Linked DNA regions of Homo sapiens: region 2 is linked to region 1. Evidence: read pairs that join two places in POLR2A ChIA-PET (ENCODE). Cell type or tissue: Panc1. All regions are shown on one strand. Links, peaks and the distances in the headings refer to the core of each region. The heading gives the core; the rest is flanking DNA.

Region 1 (12,049 bases), core at 4,050-12,049:
GGCCGAGGCAGGCGAATCATGAGGTCAGGAAATTGAGACCATCCTGGCTAACACGGTGAAACCCTGTCTCTACTAAAAATAGAAAATAATTAGCAGGGTGTGGTGGTGGGCCCCTGTAGTCCCAGCTATTCGGGAGGCTGAGGCAGGTGAATTGCTTGAACCCAGGAAGCAGAGGTTGCAGTGAGCTGAGATTGTGCCACTGCACTCCAGCCTGGGTGACAGAGTGAGACTCCGTCTCAAAAAAACAAACAAACAAACAAAAAAACCGCAAGTACACTATGATAATCTTATTTAGCAAGTGATAGGTTTATTCTCTTAAATATAAAGATAGCATAAACAAGTACTGCTATACGCCAATGACTCCAAATTCTATAATTCTAGCCCAATCTATACTTCTCAACTCCCAACTCATATTCACACCTACTTAACACCTGCACTTGGATATTTAACAACCATCTCAACATATGCTGAGATGTGTGGTATATCTTGTATATATTGTACATGTTGAGATGCATTGTGTATTCCATAAGACGGAATTCCTGATCCTTCCTCCCAGCAGATGTTCCATTCACAGATTGCTCTCATCTCAGTTGATGGCAACTCAATCTTTTCGGTAGTTCAAGCCAAAAACCTTGTGGCCATCATTGACTACTGTTTCTCATACTCCATATCCAGTTCTGTCAGTAAATCTTGTTGCTTCATCTTTAAAATATACCCAAGATCCAACTACTTTCTGACGCCTCTGCCGCTATCACCTTGATCCAAGTCACAATTATCTCTTGCCTAGAATAATGCAGTACCTTCCCAACTGGTCCCCCTAATTTAATTATTGCCCCCTCCTGAAGTTGATTCTCTACACATTATTGCAATGAATCCAGCTGCCAATATTTTACACTTTAATATGTATATCCTTAAATAATACACAATATTGTACATGTGTACTTATACATTTGTTAGTATTTATACCGCACATAATGTCTACGATATGCTTCACATGTAGACACAGTTGAGAAATTCTCATCTTTTATTTGCTATTCCTCAGCATAATGACAAAACATGAAAGTGGATTAGGAACGACCATGGACATCAAAATTCTTCCCAGATGCCAGATCCTTAAGACTAACAGTGAATGTGGGTACTGTCTACTATTTATTGGTTGAAATACCCTTAGTTACGTTTTTTTTCATCCTCTCTATGCCTCAGTTTTCTAGTGTTCAAATGGGATTGCTATCATATATATATCGCAGTGTTAGGAGATTAAATGAGAATGTATACAAAGAGCTTATAATAGTGCAAGACATTGCTCAATGAATCTTTGTTGTTATGATGATTACTCATTGAAGAGAATATGAATCCCAGTGCATTCCTTGCCCAATCAGGAATAGATCAGGAGCATGGTAGGGTTGCACTGTCTTACATGCCAGGCCTTCAGTGGAATGAAGCTCAGGAAGTGAGGAGCTGATACCAGCACCATCCTCTGACTCAGCAGCACAGTTAACAAGCCTCAGGTCCACCTGCACACTTGGTAACCATCCTCAGGTGTAGCAGCACACTTCACCATCCAGCTGCTGTACCAGAACATCGGGTACAGTATCTCCCTAAATGGGGGTACTAAATGTTTCTGCTTTTGAGGCAAATGCAATAGTGTTTCTGCGTGAGATCCCTTTTGAAAAAAAGCAATTCTTCAGCACACACTAGCCTAGAGAGTCTCAGACTATGGGATTTGCATCTCTTCCCCTTCCCTGAAAACCCTGGAAAATTCCAAGAAGAAATGGCAATTTGTTCCCTAGATCACCACTCACTTACAACATAGGACCCTCACTTGATCCCTAACCCAGCAGACCCAGGTCTCCTTGTCTTTTTATCTGGGGATTATCTTCACCAAGGAACTTCAGAACGCAAAATGAGTTTGGAGTGTAGAACTAGATGGGAGGATCGCCATTCGACGTTTGAGACCCGACAAAGTAAGGATTCAAGAAGTAGAAATCAGTATGGGGTAGTGGGAGCAGGTAGGAGCGAAAGGGAACTCAGGTAGGAAGGAAGCAGAGACCAAAGCTGAGGAATAAAGAGGCTTGGTTTCAGGAACAAGAGAGAGACCCTATTACCAGGCCTGAAGCAGGTCTGCATAGAGCCAGCAGTGGCTGGGATGGCTTGCTGCCATTTCATTGAGTGCTGACTTAGTGTTCCTAAGATTCCCAGGGTGACTGGGCCAAGAAAGCATGTGAGTGTCAAGTCTCTTTAGCAGCAGGGATGGGAGGGTTAGGGGAGAACAGACATGCAGGAAGCTGGACAGATTACTAAACAGCTAGGTCCATTCATCTGCAAAGCCTAGAGTGGGAACAGTTACCCAGACTCCCAAAGAGTCACAAGTTCTTACATCTTTCCAATCTGCCAGAATCCCACAGACAATATACTCTTGGTTCTCCTCTCAACATCACCTTCAAGCTGGGATCTCATTTCTATACCAAACAAGATATAAGCCCAGGAGAGATAAGTGTTTACTAGCCAGATGAGAAATGGTCCATATGTTTCAGTTTGGAGAGGCTAAAGGATCAGAAAGCAATGCTAATAGCTCCTCTGTCCTAGGGCACCAACCCTATTGTTCAACCTACAGCCAAAAGAGTAATAATTAAAGCTCAACGTATTGGGTGTTTGCTGTGTGCCAGGCATGATGAGAAATGCTTTACATGCATTGTTTCTTTTGATTCTCATGACTATCTTACGAAGTGTGTGCTATCAGGAGGAAACTGAGGTTACACACTAGTAAGCTGATGGCCTAAGTGCCAAGATGAAAAAACCAGGACAGGACAGGCATGGTGGCTCACACCTGTAATCCCAGCACTTTGGGAGGCCGAGGCAGGCGGATCATGAGGTCAGGAGATCGAGACCATCCTGGCTAACATGGTGAAACCCCGTCTCTACTAAAAATACAAAAACTTAGCTGGGCATGGTGGCGGGCACCTGTAGACCCAGCTACTTGGGAGGCTGAGGCAGGAGAATGGCGTGAACCTGGGAAGCGGAGCTTGCAGTGAGCCGAGATCGCGCCACTGCACTCCAGCCTGGGTGACAGAGCAAGACTCTGTCTCAAAAAAAAAAAAAGAAAAAGAAAAAACCAGGACAGCCTTTTAAGGCTATGATCAGAAAAATGGTAACCTGTTAAAGTTAAGCACGCCTTTTGGGAGAAGAGTAATCAAGAGATCTTAAGGATGTGGGTCTTTCTCAGAACCGCAATAGCAGCTTACCTAGCTTCCTTCCAGGTGTCTCTGCATGTCTCTGCATGTCTTTGCTGTCGTACATCTTCTAGTCCTGTTTTCCCATATCCTGGTGGTCCTGCTGACATAATAGCTGCTAGGTAAAATCTAAGCAAACCGAAAAATTCCTATTTATTGACTAAGATTGTTTTTCTGAAGTGGCATCATCTCTAGCTATGGTAATAGGCTCCTACTACCCTTCTCACCAGCATGAATTTGATCTTCAAATGAAATTTTAAAAATTAGAACCCTTCACTCATGCATCCCTAATACTTCTGAGACACAGGTACACATGCATGTCTATTAAAAGAGCATTTGAGAGCTAACAATGGAAGGAAACATCTTTCAGAGAAGCAGATTTACTGCTTTGTAACAGCATTTTATAGTCATTCAGGATCTCCTAAGACAAAACATTTTCTTCCTATCCCAGTTTTGACTCATTTGCATATTCTCTGCCCATAGTGATTCCCAGGACCTCCTGTGGTTCCCTGAGAATGCATTCCTAGAAGAATGGGGCATCCTCCATATAGGTGAATAGCAGGAACCGTACCTAACTAAAGAGGAACATACAATAAATATGACAATTCTGACTGAATTAAGGAGGCAAACATACTTTATTTTGACTAATTTGTTAGTAAGTTTATTCTTCACTCATAAAAAGAACATATTTTTGGCTTTGAAATCATGACATAAAATAAAAAGGGAAATAACTGAAAATTATCAGCTAAAAGTAGGTAGATGCAGCTCATGCTGAATCATCAGCAAATACTACGTGCTTTGGGCTATAGCAGGGCACCAATCAAAGCAAGAACCAAGGATGCAGTGCCACGCCATCTCTGAAAACTGTTTAGTTCCCAAAGGTTGTTTGGTCCTCACATACAGGCAATTAATCCTTCCTTTCTCCTGCTTTCCTTCCTTCCTTCTTAACTTTTAGCTATGAGAACAGTGGGCAATAATGCTTTTATACTAGTCTTTCTAGTTTATAGGATAGTGTTGTTGTTGTTTTAACATGTATAACCTGCATATTTTCAACCTTCAAAAAATAAAACTGCCAAAATCAACTGTAACTAAAGGCCATTTTTATTTTTGGTCTGTTATCTGCTGTAGGCAGAGCTTCATATAGGAATTTTTATTGCGAATTTCTATGACTGCATCCCTAACAAGCTCAATGAACATCTGTGGCCAAAGCTTCTGCAAAGCCTCATTTTTCATGTTGATTTCTGTGGCTTCCTTCACAAGGTCTTCTATATATGTTTTACAGAATTTCTTCTTTTCCTTTATTTCCTGTTAAAAAAAAGAGAAAGTTTTGTATTAAATCATAACTAATCCAAAAGTCAAAGCAACAATTAGCTGAACCACAGAAAATTGAAATAATTTATTCTGACCCCCTATTCCTCCCCCATCTACTCCTCAGAGCAGGAATTCTTTCCTAGTCACTGCTGACAGAGTTCTGCTTGAGTAAAGATAACAACAAGGGTCTCAGTACTTCTCAGTCTACTCCTACCTCTGTTGGACAGCTCTGCTAGAAAATGTGTTTCTTTACTGGAATTGTTGAATCATAACTACTATTTCTCCTATCTCAGTTCAGGTCATTTAGCTCACACAAGTCAGCTGAATGCAGACTCACAGATTCCTGTGGTAAATGTATCAGGATACAGATAGTGACAATTTCAATTGGTATGATATTAGTTAATATCTATGTAATACTTTAAGTATGTATACTCTGAATTTACCCTCTATTATGGGAAAGCATAAAATGGTACACTACACTGACTTACGCAGCCTTGACCATTTGGAGAAAGTTGGGGGGAAGTGTACAATTAGGAAGAGTAAACATATAGAAACCTGGGACCCAGGACGTTGCCTTCTAAAGAAACAGGTCTCCCACTCAACTTCTGGGTCTGGCAGTGTGAAAATGAAAAACCTGGTCCTAAACACAACAGAGGAATTTTGGAGCTGAGGATATTTGAATATTGTGCCCCAATTTCATCACAGAGACTAAAACAAAGTGATTTTGTTTAATCAAGAATTTAACATTTATTTTGGCTATTGATACTTCTGAATAGTATCAAGGCATAATCATGGAATGTATAATATACATGGAAGAATCAATGTAACACATCAGATAATCAGAATTACAAGGGAAGTAATGCACATCAATGAAGAAGGAAAGTAATAAATGTCAATGAGACAATACATTTAACTACTAGAAAAAGGATCCATTTAAATCTCCAACTCAAGTCAAAACACCAAAATAATTTCAAGATAAATTAAATGAGCTAAATTTAAAATATCATAAGCCAGGCATGGTAGCTCACATCTGTAATCCCAGCACTTTGGGAGGCCAAGGCAGGAGGATCGCTTAAGGCCAAGAACTCAAGACCAGCCTGGGCAACATAGCGAGACCCCATCTCTACAGAAAAACAAGAATAAAAAATTTAGCCAGGTGTAATAGCACATGCCTGTAGTTCCAGGTACTTGGGAGGCTGAGGTGGGAGAATCGTTTGAGCCCAGGAGTTCAAGGCTACAGTTTAAGCTATGATCATGCCATTGCACTCCAGCCTGAGTAACAGAGTGAGACCTTGTTTCTAAAAAAAAAAAAAAAAAAAAAAAATTTGGCCCGGTGCAGTGGCTCACACCTGTAATCCCAGCACTTTGGGAGGCCAAGGTGGGTGGATCACTTGCGGTCAGGAGTTCGAGACTAGCCTGGCCAGCATGGTGAAACCCCATCTCTACTAAAAATATAAAAATTAGCCAGGGTTGTGGCACATGCCTGTAGTCCCAGCTACACGGGAGGCTGAGGCAGGAGAATTGCTTGAACCCAGGAGGTGGAGGTTGCAGTGAGCTGAGGTCGTGCCACTGCACTCCAGCCTGGGCGACAGAGCAAGACTCTGTCTCAAAAAACAAAACAAAACAAACAAACAAACAAATGAAATCCTAAAAATCACAGATAGTGTCATTAAAATTATACCTACGAAGATTTCTAGGAAGTCCTAGCCAGAACGGTCAGGCAAGAGAAAGAAATTAAAAAGCATCTAAATAGGAAAAGAAGTCAAACTATCTCTCTTTGCTGACAATATGATTTCTATACCTAGAAAATCCTAAAGACTCTGCCAAAAGGCTCTCAAATTGAAACAATTTTAGTAAAACTTCAGGATATAAAATCAATGTACACAATTCAGTAGCGTTTCTATACACCAACAACATCCAGGCTGACAGTGAAATCAAGAACACAATCCCACTTACAATAGCCACAAAGAAAATGAAATACGTAGGAATACAGCTAAGAAGGTGAAAGACCTCTACAAGGAGAACTACAAAATACTGCTGAAAGAAATCAGAGATGACACAAATAAATGGAAAAACATTCCCTGCTGATGGATTGGAAGAATCAATATCATAAAAATGGCCATATTGCCCAAAGTAATTTACAGTTCAATGCTATTCATATCAAATTCCCAATGTCACTCTTCACAGAATTAGAAAAAAAATTCTAAAATTCATATGGAACCAAAAAAGAGCCCGAATAGCCAAAGCAATCCTAAGCAAAAAGAACAAAGCCAGAGGCATTATGCTATCTGACTTCAAACTATACTATAAAGCCACAGTAACCAAAACAGTTTGGTACTGGTAAAAAACAGATACATCGACCAATGGAACAGAATAGAAAACTCAGAAATAAAGCTGCACACCGAAAACCATCTGATCTTCAACAGGGCTGACAAAAACAAGCAATGGGGAAAGGACTCCCTATTCTATAAACGGTGCTGAGATAACTGGCTAGCCATATGCAGAAGATTGAAGCTGGACCTTTCTTATCTTTCACCATATACAAACATTAACTCAAAAGGGATTAATAATTTAAAGGTAAGACCTCAAACTATAAAAATTCTGGAAGACTCTTCTTGATATTGGCCTTGGCAAAGAATTTTTGGCTAAGTCCCCAAAAGCAATTGCAACAAAAACAAAAATAGACAAATGGGACTTAATTAAACTAAAGAGCTTTTGCACAGCAAAAGAAACTATCAACAGAGCAAACAGACAACCTACAGAATTGGAGAAGATATTTGCAAACTATGTATCTGACAAAGGCTTAATATCCAGAATTTATAGGGAACTTAAATCACCAAGCAAAAACCAAATAACCCCAGTAAAAAATGGGCAAAGGACATGAACAGATACTTCTCAAAGGAAGACATACAAGTGGCCAACAAGGATATGAAATAGTGCTCAGCATCACTAATCATCAGAGAAATGCAAATCAAAACCACAGTGAGATACCATCTCACACCAGTTAGAATGGCTATTACTAAAAAGTGAAAAAACAACAGATGCTGGCGAGGCTGTGGAGAAAAAGGAACTCTCATACACTGCTGGTGGGAATATAATTAAATTAGTCCAGCCACTGTGGAAAGCAGTCTGGCAATTTCTTAAATAACTTAAAACAGAGCTACCATTTGGCCCAACAATCCCATTCCTGGGTATATACTCCAAAGAAAATAAATCATTCTACCAAAAAGACACATGCGCTCATATGTTCATTGCTACACTATTCACAGTAGCAAAGACATAGAACCAACCCAGGTGCCCATCAATGGTAGATTGGATAAAGAAAATATAGTATATATACACCATGGAATAGTAACTACATAGCCATAACAAAGAGTGAAATCCTGTCCTTTGCAGCAACATAGATGGAACTGGAGGCCATAATCTTAAGCAAATTAATGCAGAAACAGAAAACCAAATGCTGCATATTCTCACTTATAAGTGGGAGCTAAGCACTGTGCACACATGGAAGATGGGAACAACATAAATATGGGAACAACATAGAGGGTGGTAGGGGTGTGGGCTAAACAACTACCTGTCTGGTACTGTGCTCATTACTAGAGTGACAGGATCCATACTCCAAACCCCAGCATCACATAATACTCTCATGTAACAAATCTGCACTGTACCCCATATCTAAAAGGTGAAATATTTAAAAATAAAATAAAATAAAGATTCATAATAAGAAAAAATGCTTAAATCATAATGTTATGTGAAAAAAATAAAATTTTTTTTGATAGGGTTTGGGTTATATGAATGTATGAATTGTCAAAACTCAGCAATTGTACACCTAAGATTTACATTTCAGTATATAAGTTTTACCTCTAAATGGAAAAATTTACAAAGAAAAATACTCTGTAGAATACTGAATCTCAATTAATGAAATGCACGCTGAATTATTTAGGCAGAAGCATACTAATGTCTGCAATGACTGTGAGATGAATTTAAAAAATACGAAGGTAGACTGATGGATGGATAGACACATAGATATGTGATAAAGTAAGTACACTGTATGGTACGATGCTAATAGTTGAGTGTAGGTTTTGGACGTATGGATGTTTATTGTAAAATTCTTTCAACTTTGCTGTATGTTTGAAATTTTTATTAAAAAGTTAGAAAAGAATGCATAAAAACTATTGAAGAAAATATATTGAAGTCTCATTAAGATTGTTTCTGAATTCTTGGCTCACGCCTACAATCCCAGCACTCTGGGAGGCTGAGGTGGGCAGATCATGAGGTCTGGAGATCGAGACCATCCTGGTTAACATGGTGAAGCCCCGTCTCTACTAAAAAAACACAAAAAAAATTAGCCAGGTGTGGTGGTGGGCGCCTGTAGTCCCAGCTACTCGAGAGGCTGAGGCAGGAAATGGCATGAACCTGGGAGGCGGAGCTTGCAGTGAGCCAAGATCACACCACTGCACTCCAGCCTGGGTGACAGAGGGAGACTCCGTCTCAAAAAAAAAAAAAAAAAAAAAAAGATTGTTTCTGAGTTCTGAGAACATTAGTATGTTTTCCTCCTTTTTAATATTTTCTTCTGTTTCCCAATGCTTATGATTTTTTAAATTAATTTATTTTTTGGAGACAGGGTCTCACTCTGCTGCCCAGGCTAGAGTGCAGTGGCATGATCTCCGCTCACTGCAACCTCTGCCTCCCAGGCTCAAACGACCCTCCCACCTTACCTTCTCCAGCAGTTGTGACCACAGGCGTGCACCACCACACCCAGCTAATTTTATTTTTTGTAAAGATGTGGCTTTGCCATGTTGCCTAGGCTGGTCTCAAACTCTTGAACTCAAGCAATCCACCCACCTCAGCCTCCCAAAGAGCTGGGATTACAGGCATGAGCCACCACACCTGGCCCAAATGCTTATGATGTTTAAAATAAAATATGTTTTAAATTCCTGATTAATTAATGTAAGTTAACAATAAGTCCAACCTGCACTAACTTTCCTTAACAGAGGCATATTTTAAGAATTTTCTTATGACATATAAGGCATCTCTAAGCAATCAATCACCATTCACAGGTCAAAATGCTGATTTGATATAGTCATGTACTAAAACAATAGGTCATAGATTGACCAGTCTTAAAAGTATGTACAGATTTTTGATGTGTGATAAGCAACAAATGGTTCCAGCTGGCCTCTTCTCTGAAGATCTTCCCTCACTCTGAAATACTATAGTCTGAACATTAGCCACCTATACTAAGTTAGCTTGTTGATGAGAACAGAATGTAGCTGCTCCCTTTTCGCACTCAGTAAATCTGGACTACATAGGAACTCCTACAAAGAAGGACAAGTGTGAGTCACTAGAGATCAGCAACTAAAATGAGCAATATTTTACAAGCAATGCATTTACAAGTAGAAAGCATAGAGCATATTTAGTGAATGCTTCTTTTACAGATTTCCAAATTGCTTAAAATAGGATTTTGAATTTAAAAAGACAAAATTCTATTATTAAGATTGGAAGATTTTTTATAATAATTTAGGGATAACAAAAATTAAAACAATTAAATGATATATTTTGTTAAATCATTTATGTATTATACAATTGAAAATAAATTCTTCATAACTGGCACAGTATAATTTACAGTGCTTTAAAATTTTCTGCTATAGTTACTTCCACTGTTTCTCTAGGGACATGTTGATATAGAATTGTATCTGCTATAATAATCCTTAATTTAGTAACTGTGTTTGAAAGCATTTCTACTTCATGATTTCTCCTCTCCTCCAAGCCAACTATTCTGCATCTCCTTACAATATGCCCTATAAGTCATCAGGTGTCTGCCAGGATGACTCACTCTGCCTGTCCAGGATGATCCCATTGAAAGCACGTTAGAGACACCTCTCTTGCCCTGACCTGTCAAGGAGTTGTTGCTCCTTGAGTAATGCTTTTTCCATTCCCAAATGCTTTCATATACTCATCTCTTTTTGTCTCACAATATCCCTGTGGGATTCATAAAGCAAGTATTTTACAAGTTCAATTCTGATGAGATAAACTATATACAATATTGTTTACATTATTTCATTAAACTAGAATTTTGTTGTTATGAAGATGGTTTGGGAAAAAGAAGGTCAACAGTGGGGTTTGTTATAGAGCAATTTTAACTATAATGGTACTTGTATTAGGATTTAATCCATATCTCCATTTTATAAGTGGGAAACAAGGTCTATAGAGATTGAGAGATCTGCTCAGGATTAAGCATCTTCTATTAATACTTCCATAGAGAAAACTCTCTAATCTAGTCCTTGAAGAACTTACAGTCTAGTTGGGAGATGGCATGCACATATAAAAAGTCAACTAAAAACATAAAACAGTAGATACATGCTGAGTAAAACGTTCAGACAGCAAATTACAAACAGTGTTCAGAAAAGAGAGAGCCCTTTGCACTAGGGTGGTCAAGAAAACTTGAGAGAGCACCATGATATACTGTGAACGTGTCCAAGGTCAGAATTAGGACTCCATTCTAGAGGCGGCTCAGTCAATAATTCAACGTGACCCTCAGTAACTCATCTGAGTTTCCAGTTTTCCTCATCTAAGAATAGCATTAGATTCTTTAAAGTCCCTTTCAGCACTCTGATTCTATGTCCATCTTAAATCTTTTTTAGATGAGTCAGGAGAATAGATGGACAACTACCAAGCAACAGAGTTATGACATGTATAATGAAAGGGTCTGCTTAACCTGATTTGTGAAGAACTTACCTCAATTAATTTTCTCAACAACTCAGGATGTATGGAAGAGAGACTGAGCACTTTGTGCTGCAGTGATTTAAGTATTTTTCAAGATGTAAGGAGCATGGTATAAGTGAAGGAATGCTGGGCTGTGAGTCGAGAGAGTGATTAAGGGACTTCAGCAAGGTCTTTCAAGTACTCAGAAGTAGAATCAGGGGCTCAAATCCACATCTCCTGATTGTTAGATTAGTGTTTCTTTCCAAATATTTTGGGGCTTCAGATTCCTTCTTTCCTCTTTAAAATTTCTCAAAGCAGGAGTCAACATTCCCTGTCTTTACTTTCTTATAGCTTAATTATTGCTCATATCACTTTAATCAAGACTCTGCTTACATGACTGCACTGAAGCTATCTGTTTTTAAAAATCTGCATGCCTGTAGTTTCAGCTACTTGGAAGGACAAGGTAGGAGGATTTCTTGAGCCCAGGAGCTCAGGGACAGACTGGGCAACATAGAAAAAAACAAAAACAAAAAACACAATCACCTTGAATGACTGTCCAATTTACCAAAACATTTTCCTTTATAGTTTGTGCATCTATGGTGTTAAAAAATCATAGCCAACCCAATCAAGATCATAAAGATTTTCTCTTCTTATTAAAATAAAAACTTGAAACTTTTGCTTTTAATACTTGGGTTTTTATTTGGTCTGGAGTTAATTTTTTGTTGCATGGTGCAAAGAAGGGGTTCAATATGCTTTTCTGATTGAATATCCCATTTCCTCAGTATCATTTATCCCATTAGACTATC
Region 2 (12,049 bases), core at 2,081-10,080, 300 kb after region 1:
AAATTATAAATGGAACAATAGGATATAATACTCATTGCCTTATTTTCCTTAATCATAATACAATTAAAAGCTTTATATAGCTTTTATATCATTAGAAAAGATAATGTCTCTTCCAGGCTTAAAAATGTAGCCCCAAAACACAAGAATAAATTGGATTGTTTGTAGTCACACAAACAGTTTTGTCTGTTGGCTTTGTTTTATTGTCAGAAATCCTAAATATTGTTGACATTGACTTATTTTCAAATGATACAGTCTCCAAGATGATATGCAGAAGATGAACTGATGTAGCTGAGTGACCAAAGGCACTGGCAAAGGATCGATGAGTTGTATTTTTATACAGATGCTCCTTGACTTATTATGGGGTTATGTCTTGGTAAACCCAGTTTAAGTTGAAAATATTGTAAGTCGAAATGCATTTAAGACACCTAACCTACACAACATCATAGCTTAGCCTAACCTTCTTTAAACATGCTCAGAACACTTAGCCTCCAGTTGGGCAAAATCATCTAACACAAAGCCTATTTTATAAGAAAGTATTGAATATCTCATGAATTCAATACCGAATACTCTATTGAAAGTGAAAAAACAGAATAGTTGTACGGGTACTCAAAGTACATACAGTTTCTGCTGAATGCATGTAGCTTTTGTACTGTTGTAAAGTCAAAAAATCCTAAGTCTAACCATCATAAGTTGGGGACTGTCTGTAATTGAATGGGACCTGGCCAGGTATCCTTGAGAGAGCGCAGGTGAATGTCTCAACCAGTTAGGATAAATGACTGTCCCACAAAAGTCATACATGTTCATTGTAGAAAACCAAATATAGGCTGGGCGTAGTGGCTCACGCCTGTAATCCCAACACTTTGGAAGGCCGAGGTGGGCGGATCACTTGAGGTCAGGAGTTCGAAACCAGCCTGGGCAACATGATGAAACCCTGTCTCCACTAAAAATACAAAAATTAGCCAGGCATGGTGGTGGGCACCTGTAGTCTCAGCTACTCGGGAGGCTGAGGCAGGACAATGGCGTGAACCTGGGAGGCGGAATTTGCATTGAGCCGAGATCGCGCCACTGCACTCCAGCCTGGGCGATGGAGCGAGGCTCTGTCTCAACAGCAACAAAAAAAATTATAAGTAATTTGAAATTATTTGAGCACATACAAATGTCCCAATTAGAAGTACTCAGTAAATGCTAGTGAGTTACTTAGAAAGAAACTGCTTGTGAGAAATCCATGTGCTGATAGCCAAGATTTATTGAGCATGTATTTCCCAGGCATTGTTCTAAGTGCTAGTAACTCAATCCTCACCGCAACCCTAAGAAGTAGGTACTATTGCCATCATTTCAGATGCAAGTTAAATAATTTACCTGCCCAAGACACTATAGCTAATAAGTGAAGAGTTAGGTAGCCTGGCTTTGGAACCCATGTCCTTACCATTGTGAACTGATGTTTCAAATTTAATGCTATGGGATTTACACCTTAAGCCATATATACAAAAAAATTGGAGAAGGGGAGAGAGGAGGCATTTTATGGGAAATTCCAAAACCAATCTGTGTTCCCTCCAGAGATATGTGGAATTGTTGCATTCCTGATATCCTTCCAATAATAGATTCTGTTATTTAAAACATTTTTAAATGTGATAGAAAAAAATAGTTTGGCTTAATCCATGTTTTTGATTTCCAGGGAGGGTGAACATATTTCTGTGCTTATTGGCTGCGTTCATTTCTTGTTTTAGGAATTGTTCATTTTCTTTGACCATTTTTTCTGCTGATGCCCTGTTCATGTTGATCTGTAAGAGCTTTATACGTCCTTATTTTTGCTACTTGGCCAGCCGTCGCTTTAGAGTAATGTCTGTCTCACTATAGCTGTGCTTCTGTTACCTTCCCTGATATTTAAAACAGTTTTTGTTTCATGTATTTAATTTTGTGATAATTGATACATTAAGGTTCTTGGCTATTTTATATTCATTGTAGAGTGTAACTTGTCGTATAAAAGCCTCTAATTTGTTGCATTATAACTTTTGTTTTGAATTCTACATTGTTAGATATTAATACTGTCACACTGCCCCTTCTGTCATTTTGCTTTGTATGCATGTATACTTACCCAGTATATTATACTGTCATCCTTGGTTTTATTTGGAGGGGTGTGTGTGTGTGTATCTACAACTGTGTACACTTTTGAGGAGATGATGCGTTTTTAATATTGACCATATTTATATATTGTCAAGGTTTTTTATATTACCTCTGTAGTAAGGTTTTCCCTTGCAGATGCACAAATCATTTTAAAAAAAAAATCTCATTGACTCTTGTTTAATTTTCTTCTTACCAGATTGTGACATTTTCTCTTTACTAGAGAGAGACATTCCAAGAGAGCTCTAGAGAGAGAGAGAGATAAGTGGTGGGGGGGAGGGGAGAGAGAACAAGAACACATATAATACATCATGCTTTCTACACTTTTAAAAAAGTAGGAGTGTTTAACTTTTCTTCCAGCATGCTGTTATTTCATATGGTTTTCGCATTAGCAGGGTGCCTACTTTGTGCAGATGTTGAGGTACTTTGAAAATGAGTCCCAGTGGGGAGGCCCTGTGGGTGTGGTTGTAGTAAAGCCAGTACACTCTGATCTTTTCAGCTGTGTATAAGAATAGCCCACAAACACTTCCTGATTTACACGTGAGAAGTTTTTTTTTTTTTTTTTTTTTGATGGAGTTTTGCTCTCGTTGCCCCAGGCTGGAGTGCAATGGCGTGATCTTGGCTCGCCGCAACCTCTGCCTCCCGGGTTCAAGCGATTCTCCTGCCTCAGCCTCCCGAGTAGCTGGGATTATGGGCACGCGCCACCACACCCAGCTAATTTTTTGCATTTTTAGTAGAGATAGGGTTTCTCCATGTTGGTCAGGCCTGTCGTGAACTCCTGACCTCAGGTGATCTGCCCGCCTCGGCCTCCCAAAGTGCTGGCTCCCACAGGCGTGAGCCACTGTGCCCGGCCATGTTAGAGGTTTTTAAATGACAAATCCTTTTTAAATGATTCTTCTCTTTGTTTTTTTTTAAAAATTAACATTTTATATTTTAAAAAAGCACTTTATGAAATATAAATAGCATTCATGGCCATGTATAAGTAGGTAAACAAGGAAAATGAAGTGTTTCTCAGTCTTAGAAAAGACAATTGTGGGCCAGAGAATGTCCATTCATAGCTCTTGAAATCATACCTGGAGCAGCATGAAGGTGCAGGTTAGCACATTGATGATACAGGGTCAAACTCTGCAGCCTGCACGTCTTGGGTGTGAGCCTTGCCACTCCTGGTAACCAGCTTTGTGACCTTAGGCAAGTTACTTAAATATGTTTGTTTCTTCATTTGGAAAATAGGATTAATCGTTATACTTATTTCATAGAGTAGTTGTGAGCATTAAATGATACAAGGCATATTAAGGGCTTGCATATTAATACGGTGCTTTATATAGGTAACTCAATACATGTTTATATTGCTAACTGAAAAGTCTTACCAGAGGTCATGCCATTGTTGTCCTTTATAACCAGATTGACAGCAATCTTCCTAATCTTTTCCTTTCCAATTAATAGGCTTTTATATAGCCTAGATCTTCAAAAGTCCACCTGCTTTAGCCCTTTTCCTGAGGGAGATAAGTGGTATCTCTATTTTTCAATTATGAAAAAAATTTATTGAGCACTTGGGCTAAGCACTGCAGGGTGAGAGGATGAGGAAGATAAGAAGAGGCTCATAGTTTTGTGGGGGAGCTCCATGAGCAGATAATATAAGGTAATAAGTGCTGTGATAGAGGACTGTACAAGGTACTGATCTAGTCTGGGGCAGAAGAGTGGGGAGTCATTGAGGGTTTTTTTTGTAGGATAAGCTGCTGCTGCTGCTGTCTTTTAAAAATTGAGATGAGATTGTCAAAACATAAAATAAGTCATATTAAAGTGAACGATTCAATGACATTTAATACATTCACATTGTTGTATAACCACCATCTCTACGTACTTCCAAAACATTTTCATCACTCTAGAAGAAAATTCTGTATCCATTAAGCAACTGCTTTCCACCTACTCTTCTCTAGCTCCTGAGACACCAATCTGCAGGGTGACCTTTTTTTTTGAGACCGGACCTTGCTCTGTCACTCAGACTAGAGTGCAGTGGCACAGTCTTGACTCACTGCAGCAAGTGCGTAGCTGGGACTACAGGCATACGCCACCATGCCTGACTAATTTTGTTTATTTTTTGTAGAGACAGGGGTCTCACTGTGTTGCCCAGGCTGGTCTCGAACGCCTGAGGGCTCAAGCGATCCTCCCATCTCAGCCTCTTGAAGTTTTGGGATTATAGGAGTGAGCCACCACACCTGGCCAGGGTGAGCTTCTTGAGATTTGAAAGAAGTGGATAGGAGTGATCTAGGAAAGGTTAAATTTCTTTCAGAGTTAACAACAAGAGCAAAGGCATAGAGAAGAGGAAATATCACGGAGCTCAGAGCTGGGGGAAGGGGAAATTGGATACTAGAAAAATAGCAAGGGAGGATCCTAGAACAATAGCAAGGGGATTGGGTGGGAAGTAGGAAGTAGAGGTTTGGGGGTAGATCTTGGAATAGCTTTAAAAATGGCCATTTTCAAGAGTTGTTGGGACTTCTTCCTGTGGTTCCAGAAGTGGGAAATTCCAAAATCAAACGTGTTTTAGATGGATTACTGTGGTAGCTCTGTTGAGGATGGATTTGAGAGGGTCTAGCCTGGAGACAGGTGGATTGGTTATGAAGCTGCTGAAATATTATAGGCAAGAATTAGTGAGGGCCTGCATCATTACAATGCTGGAAGGGATGGAGAGGAGGGCCCAAGTTGGAGAAACACAGGCCACCTGAAACCCTGAAGAAGTTGTGACTTACCAAAGTCACAGTCAACAGACACGTGGTCAGAAACCCAGCCTGCTAGCCCCTTGTGATTTCCAAATGTCCTGGGTTTGATGCACTGTTCAGTCCCTGATTGAATGGTAATTACGCTGTAAGAGGGAGAGAGAGAGCACTGTCCATATCTTCCTGTATGTTAGCAATTTAGTGTTTTTATTTTATTTTTTTTGAAGTGCACATATTTATATTCAGTTCGGGTGAATAGCTCAATGTTCTGATGATGATGTTTGATAAATACCCTTGAAAGTTTAACTTACTATGCTAATAATCTTTATAAGCACAGATTTTTAGCAGGTAGCTAATTTGTTTTCTCCAACTTTTTTTTTTTTTTTTTTTTTTTGAGACGGAGTCTTCCTCTGTCGCCCAGGCTGGAGTGCAGTGGTGCGATCTCTGCTCACTGCAAGCTCCGCCTCCTGGGTTCACGCCATTCTCCTGCCTCAGCCTCCTGAGTAGCTGGGACTACAGGTGCCCACCACTACGCCTGGCTAATTTTTTGTTTTTGTTTTTTTTTTTTGAGACGGAGTCTTGCTTATCGCCCAGGCCAGAGTGCGGTGGCGTGATCTCGGCTCATTGAAAACTCCACCTCCCGGGTTCACGTCATTCTCCTGCCTCAGCCTCCCAAGTAGCTGGGACTACAGGCGCCCGCCACCGCGCCCGGCTAATTTTTTGTATTTTTAGTAGAGACGGGGTTTCACCATATTAGCCAGGATGGTCTTGATCTCCTGACCTGGTGATCCGCCCACTTCGGCCTCCCAAAGTGCTGGGATTACAGGCATGAGCCACCGCGCCCGGCCCTGTTTTCTCCAACTTTTTGTTATGAAAAAATTGAAACATACATAACATTTGAAAGAATAGCACAATGAACTAGGATCCACCTGCATGCTACTTAGATCCGAAAGTTAACATTTTGGTGCATTCACTCTATATATGTATAATAAAAGCATAATAAATGCACACTCACTCATATCTTTCACTGAACCATTTGGAAGGAAGTTGTAGAATGATATTTTACCATTAAATACTATAGCATGTATCTACAATATGAGTGATATTTGAAACTAACTTTTAAAGTTAGTTTTAAGAGGAAACTTAAGGGTAATAGGACTTGTGAAGATGAAGCAGAGCTGGAAGAAATAATTTTTTTTACAAACTTCATTAATATTAATGCATTATCTTGATTTTTTGTCACATCCATGAAATACTGGTGCTATTAATAATTGGAATATTCTTTTAAATATCTCACTTATAAACACTTAAATATCAGTACATTTATTTAGAAAGGAAACTGTATGCAGGACAGTGTATGAAATCGGAGCCTAGTGTTCCTCTGAGCTACAGAGAGCATTTCTATGATGAGCATCTCTAGGGAATGAACAGGGAAAGGGAGGGGTAGAATGAACAGGGAAAGGGAGGGGTAGGGGCAGGTAGGAAGAGAATGTTGGTGTGCAGGCATGTGACTGCAGGCTGTATGCAAGGACCTGCACTCTATAAATTTGTCCTGTCATTAGGGTGAGCCAAGTACCGGAGCTTTGGAGCTGGCTTCTGTTGGGCTTTTATTCCTTTTTAATTTCTAACTTCATGCCCCAGGCTTCACTGCTGCATCTGTCCCTGCTGCAGACTGATGCAGAACACTCTGGAACTGTAGAAGGAACTGCCAGAAGACTGTGTCACCCATGTTTGTCCTTGTGCCAGCAGGAGGGTCACGTGCATAGTGGTGTATAGACTACACTTAGAGAGATGCTCAATTTCTGTATTCTGCTGCTAAGTAAATACTTTCCTGTTTGTGGGTTGAATTTTTTTTTGACTTTTCTTTACAGCTAAGAATTGAAATTTATTGAAGTTCTTAATTAAATATTAAGCCATTTAAATTGCCCCCATTTTCTTCTGTCACTCTTGAGGACCATTATCCAGCCCCCTTGCAGACTGCCCCACCTTGGGTCCAGTGTCAGCCTAGCTTGGTGTAGGTGTATACATACAGTACTATGCCAGGCACTAGGTTGCATAAAAAGCGTAAACAAAAAATTCAGCATATATTCGTGAATATTTGAGAATTATATGAATTAGAGAATTCATTTTCTCTAAACTGAATCACCTGGACTTGTATTTAAGAATATATTATTTCATTCAGATTTTTAAGATAGGATTAGTGTTTCTCTGGGACATAAATTATTCTATTTTATTTTTTTCTATATAAATAAAAAGAAATTTGATGCAATTTAAAAAATGTCATCTTTCATTTTAGTGTCAATACTATTTAAGTAGAGATATTCAATAGGCAGAAAGATCAAGGATGACAGGATGTCAGAAAATTTTGGTTTCAGTCCAGGCACTGCTACTGAAAAACTTTGGTCTAATCACTTTATCTCAATAAGTTTCAATTATTTCTCTTATAAGATGGGGCCAATACCACTTGCTTTTCTACCCTACCAGAGATTGTAGCTACTAGGAAGAATGGAAATAATTGAAAGCTTTAAAACAATATAAATGGAAATGTACCCCATCTTAAAAAAAATTAGCCAGGTGTGTTTGTAGTCCCCGCTACTTGGGAGGCTGAGGCAGGAGAATCCCTTGAGTTTAGGAGGTTGAGGCTGAAGTGAGCCATGATGATGACAGTGTACTCCAGCCTGGGCGATAGAGCAAGACCTTGTCTCCCAAAAATAACCCCTAAAAGGGAGGCTGAGGCGGGGGAATTGCTTGAACCTGGGAGGTGGAGGTTGTAGTGAGCCAAGATAACGCCACTGCACTCCAGCCTGGCAGCAGAGCAAGACTCCATCTAAAAAAAAAAAAAAAAAAAAAACCCAAAAAACAAACACCATTCGTTTCTGCACAAAGTAATTTTGAGTTGAATAGCTGAATACAGCACAAGTGAGATGGAACAGTGTAAAGGTGACAAAATACATTTTTTTTGAAAATTATACTTTAAGTTCTGGGATACATGTGCAGAACGTACAGGTTTGTTACACAGGTATACATGTGCATAGTGGTTTGCTGCACACATCAACCCATCATCTACATTGTTTCTCCTAATGCTAGCCTTCCCCTTGCCTGCCACCCCCTGACAGGCCCCAGTGTATGATGTTCCCCTCCCTGTGCCCATATGTTCTCATTGTTCAACTCCTACTTATGAGTGAGAACATGTGGTGTTTGGTTTTCTGTTCTTGTGTTACTTTGCTGAGAATGATGGTTTCTAGCTTCATCCATGTCCCTGTGAAGGACATGAACTCATTCTTTTTTATGGCTGCCTAGTATTCCATGGTGAATATGTGCCACATTTTCTTTATCCAGCCTAAAATTGATGGGCATTTGGGTTGGTACCAAGTCTTTGCTATTGTGAATAGTGCTGCAGTAAACATATGTGTGCATGTGTCTTTATAGTGGAATGATTTATAATCATTTTGGTATATACTCAGTAATGGGATTGATGGGTCAAATGGTATTTCTAGTTCTAGATCCTTGAGGAATTGCCACACTGTCTTCCACAATGGTTGAACTAATTTACACTCCCACCAACAGTGTAAAAGCATTCCTATTTCTCCATGTCCTCTCCAGCATCTGTTTCCTGACTTTTTAATGATTGCCATTCTAACTGTCATGAGATGGTATCTCATTGTGGTTTTGATTTGCATTTCTCTAATGACCAGTGATGATGAGCTTTTTTTTCAGATGTTTGTTGGCTGCATAAATGTCTTCTTTTGAAAAGTGTCTGTTCTTACCCTTTGCCCACTTTTTGATGGGGTTGTTTGTTTTTTTCTTGTAAATTTGTTTAAGTTCCATGTAGATTCTGGATATTAGCCCTTTGTCAGATGGATAGATTGCAAAAATTTTCTCCCATTCTGTATGTTGCCTGTTCACTCTGATGATAGTTTCTTTTGCTGTGTAGAAGCTCTTTAGTTTAATTAGATCCCATTTGTCAGTTTTGGCTTTTGTTGCCATTGCTTTTGGTGTTTTAGTCATGAAGTCTTTTCCCATGCCTATATCTTGAATGGTATTGCCTAGATTCTCTTCTAGGGTTTTTATGGTTTTAGGTCTTACGTTTAAATCTTTTATTCATCTTGATTTAATTTTTGTATAAGGTGTAAGGAAGGGGTCCAGTTTCAGTTTTTTGCATATGGCTAGCCAGTTTTCCGCATATGGCTAGCCAGTTTTCCCAACACCATTTATTAAGTAGGGAATCCTTTCCCCACTGCCTGTTTTTGTCAGGTTTGTCAAAGGTCAGATGGTTGTAGATGTGTGGTGTTATTTCAGAGGCCTCTGTTCTGTTCCATTGGTCTATATACCTGTTTTGGTACCAGTACCGTGCTATTTTGGTTACTGTAGCCTTATATTATAGTTTGAAGTCAGGTAGCATGATGGCTGCAGCTTTGTTCTTTTTGCTTAGGATTGTCTTGGCAATGCAGGCTCTTTTTTGGTTCCATATGAAATTTAAAGTAGTTTTTTCTAATTCTATGAAGAAAGTCAGTGGTAGCTTCATGGGACTAGCATTGAATCTGTAAATTATTTTGGACTGTATGGCTATTTTCATGATATTGATTCTTCCTGTGTATGATTAATGTTTTTCCATTTGTTTATGTCCTCTCTTTTTTTTTTTTTTTCTTTTTCTTTTTTGAGACAGAGTCTTGCTGCCCAGGCTGGAGTGCAGTGGCACGCACGATCTCGGCTCACTGCAAGCTCCGCCTCCCGGGTTCACGCCACTCTCCTGCCTCAGCCTCCCAAGTAGCTGGGACTACAGGTGCCCACCACCACGCCCGGCTAATTTTTTGTATTTTTTTTTAGTAGAGAAGGGGTTTCACCATGTTAGCTAGGATGGTCTTGATCTCCTGACCTCATGGTCCGCCTGCCTCGGCATCCCAAAGTGCTGGGATTACAGGTGTGAGCCACTGCGCCTGGCCTGTTTGTGTCCTCTCTTATTTCCTTCAGCAGTGGTTTGTAGTTCTCCTTGAAGAGGTCCTTCACATCCCTTGTAAGTTGTATTCCTAGGTCAAAATACATATTTTTCCCCAGTAAATTTTTATTATAGAGTAGAGCAATGAATGAGAACTCTAGACTTAAGAGTGTTTTGTAAGCTATGGAAAACATTACACTTGTGTATTTGATGGAGAGTTGGAGCTATGGTTAGTATTCTCTGTATGGCTGTTATGAGGTTCTCATTCTATGGTATCACTCATAGCTATCAAAGTGTTCTTTCTACTGGTTAATACCAGTAGGCAGAATCCTGACTAATTTTGCTGAGAACAAGTCTTGGGAATTCTGTTGAGGACACTGTATCTACTTGTATATTTGCCATTATATAAGTTGTAATTACTTTGAAGCTAAAAATTTCAGCAAAATTCAATTCTACTAATATTTGTTAAGACTGTTTTTTGGTCTTAACACTACCTGCTCCCATTTTCTTCTGTCACCCCTGAGGACCATTATCCAGCCCTCTTGCAGACTGTCTTACCTTTGATCAAGTGTCAGCCTTGCTTGGTATAGGTAGCTTTTATTCCATTAATAGCTGAAATTTAGAAATAGTTCTCTTCTCTGGCTAGGGAGGTGAAGTTTCTGAAGGCTAATAAGTTTATAGTCTATTATCTTATAACTTTACTCAACAAATATTTATGAGGCATCGGGTATATGTGAGGTACTTTTTTCTCTCCCTCCCTCCTTCCTTCTGCTAGATTTATGTGGTAGGGATGGGGACTGTCTTATACCAAAGGCAGTCAGCTGGATCCCTGTATGTTAAGAGACCCAACAGCCTAAGGTTTGTATCCTTCATCCTAGTTTTTCTTTCTTTTTTTTTTTTTTTTTTTTGAGACAGAGTCTTGCTCTGTCGCCCAGGCTGGAATGCAGTGGCGTAATCTCAACTCACTGCAAACTCCGCCTCCCGGGTTCACGCCATTCATTCTCCTGCCTCAGCCTCTCCAGTAGCTGGGACTACAGGCGCCCGCCACTATGCCTGGCTACTTTTTTTGTATTTTTAGTAGAGACGGGGTTTCACCGTGTTAGCCAGGATGGTCTCGATCTCCTGACCTCGTGATCCGCCCGTCTCGGCCTCCCAAAGTGCTAGAATTACAGGCGTGAGCCACCGTGCCCTGCCGTCCTAGTTTTTGTTAATGAACCTTGGGTGGAACAGTCTGTTTATGACCTAGTTTTTCATTTGGCCTATTTACCTTTTCTAATCTTTATACTTAAAATGAAACTGGAGTTTTGTAGTGTGGAAATTGCCACTGGTTCAGAGTCTTTTGCTTTTGGCTTTTCCAGGCATTACGATTTGGCACCAACTTTTATTTTCACTTTCATACTGTATTCTTCCCTAGATGTTCAGCCTCTTACTGGGACTAGAAATTGGCCCTCCCAAAATGACAATTTTGTTAAAACATGTCCTTTTTATTTTAAACTAGGAAAAGAAAATCTTCAGCACCCTTTTTGATTTAACTAACTTTGAAATTTGCATAATTGTTTTTCCTTTCCAATTAAAAAAATAGCTTTACATGTTAGATTTTTAGAATTTTAGGACTGGAAGTGACCTTAAAGTTTTCTAGTCCAGTGGCTAGATGCTCTTTAAGCTTTTTGACTGCAACGCGCAGTGAAAAATACACATCCAGAGATGTGGTAAGCAGAATTTTAAAAATGGCCTTAATTTTCCACCTGAATCCCCAGGACTTTGAATATGATGAGGAAATATGCCCATGATTATATTATGTTACGTAGCAAATGACATTTTGCAGATGTAATTAAGTTACTAATCATTTGACTTTAGTTTAAAAAGGAGACCTAGGTGTGCCTATTCTAATTACATGAGCTGTTTTAAAAACATAAAGTTTTCTCTGGCTCAAAGCAGAACTGCAAGTCAGAGCAATTTGAAAGATGAGAAGGACTTTTCCTGTTGCTGGCTTGAAGATGGACGGGGCCATGTGAGAAGAAATGTGAGAGGTCTTGAGCTAAGAGAGGCTTGTGGTTAACAACCCATCAGAAACGGGGACCTCAGTCCTATACCTTAAGGGAACTGAATTCTGCCAACAACCAAACGAGCCTGTAAGCAGATTCTTTTCCAGACAAGAACCCAGCCTGGCTGGCACCTTGATTTTGGCCTTGAGAGATCAGACCCCAAGCAGAGAACCCAGTCAGCTCCACCTAAACTTCTGACCTACAGAACTGAAAAATTTTAAATAAATGTTGTT

What was found. Peaks named below come from ENCODE experiments on the same cell type or tissue, not always from the same donor. Only the 100,000 strongest peaks of a DNase experiment are listed, where the experiment ranks them.
Region 2: POLR2A ChIA-PET joins it to region 1 with 11 read pairs; 2 of 35 experiments call an interaction of 5 or more read pairs at or near these places.

The regions. Positions count from the first base shown.
Region 1 is chr15:71,041,895-71,053,943 of GRCh38, reverse strand. LRRC49 (leucine rich repeat containing 49) reads right to left here. Exons shown (of 16, transcript NM_017691.5): 16 at 286-4,535. The coding sequence ends at 4,332. Among named protein-coding and RNA genes, the nearest start is that of THSD4, 68 kb to the left of the region's middle. In Panc1, for the core only: no CTCF peak of the experiment used is centred there; no DNase peak of the experiment used is centred there; H3K27ac peaks cover 220 bases.
Region 2 is chr15:70,742,879-70,754,927 of GRCh38, reverse strand. All of the region lies in intron 1 of UACA (uveal autoantigen with coiled-coil domains and ankyrin repeats), which reads left to right. Among named protein-coding and RNA genes, the nearest start is that of UACA, 15 kb to the left of the region's middle. In Panc1, for the core only: no CTCF peak of the experiment used is centred there; no DNase peak of the experiment used is centred there; H3K27ac peaks cover 3,891 bases.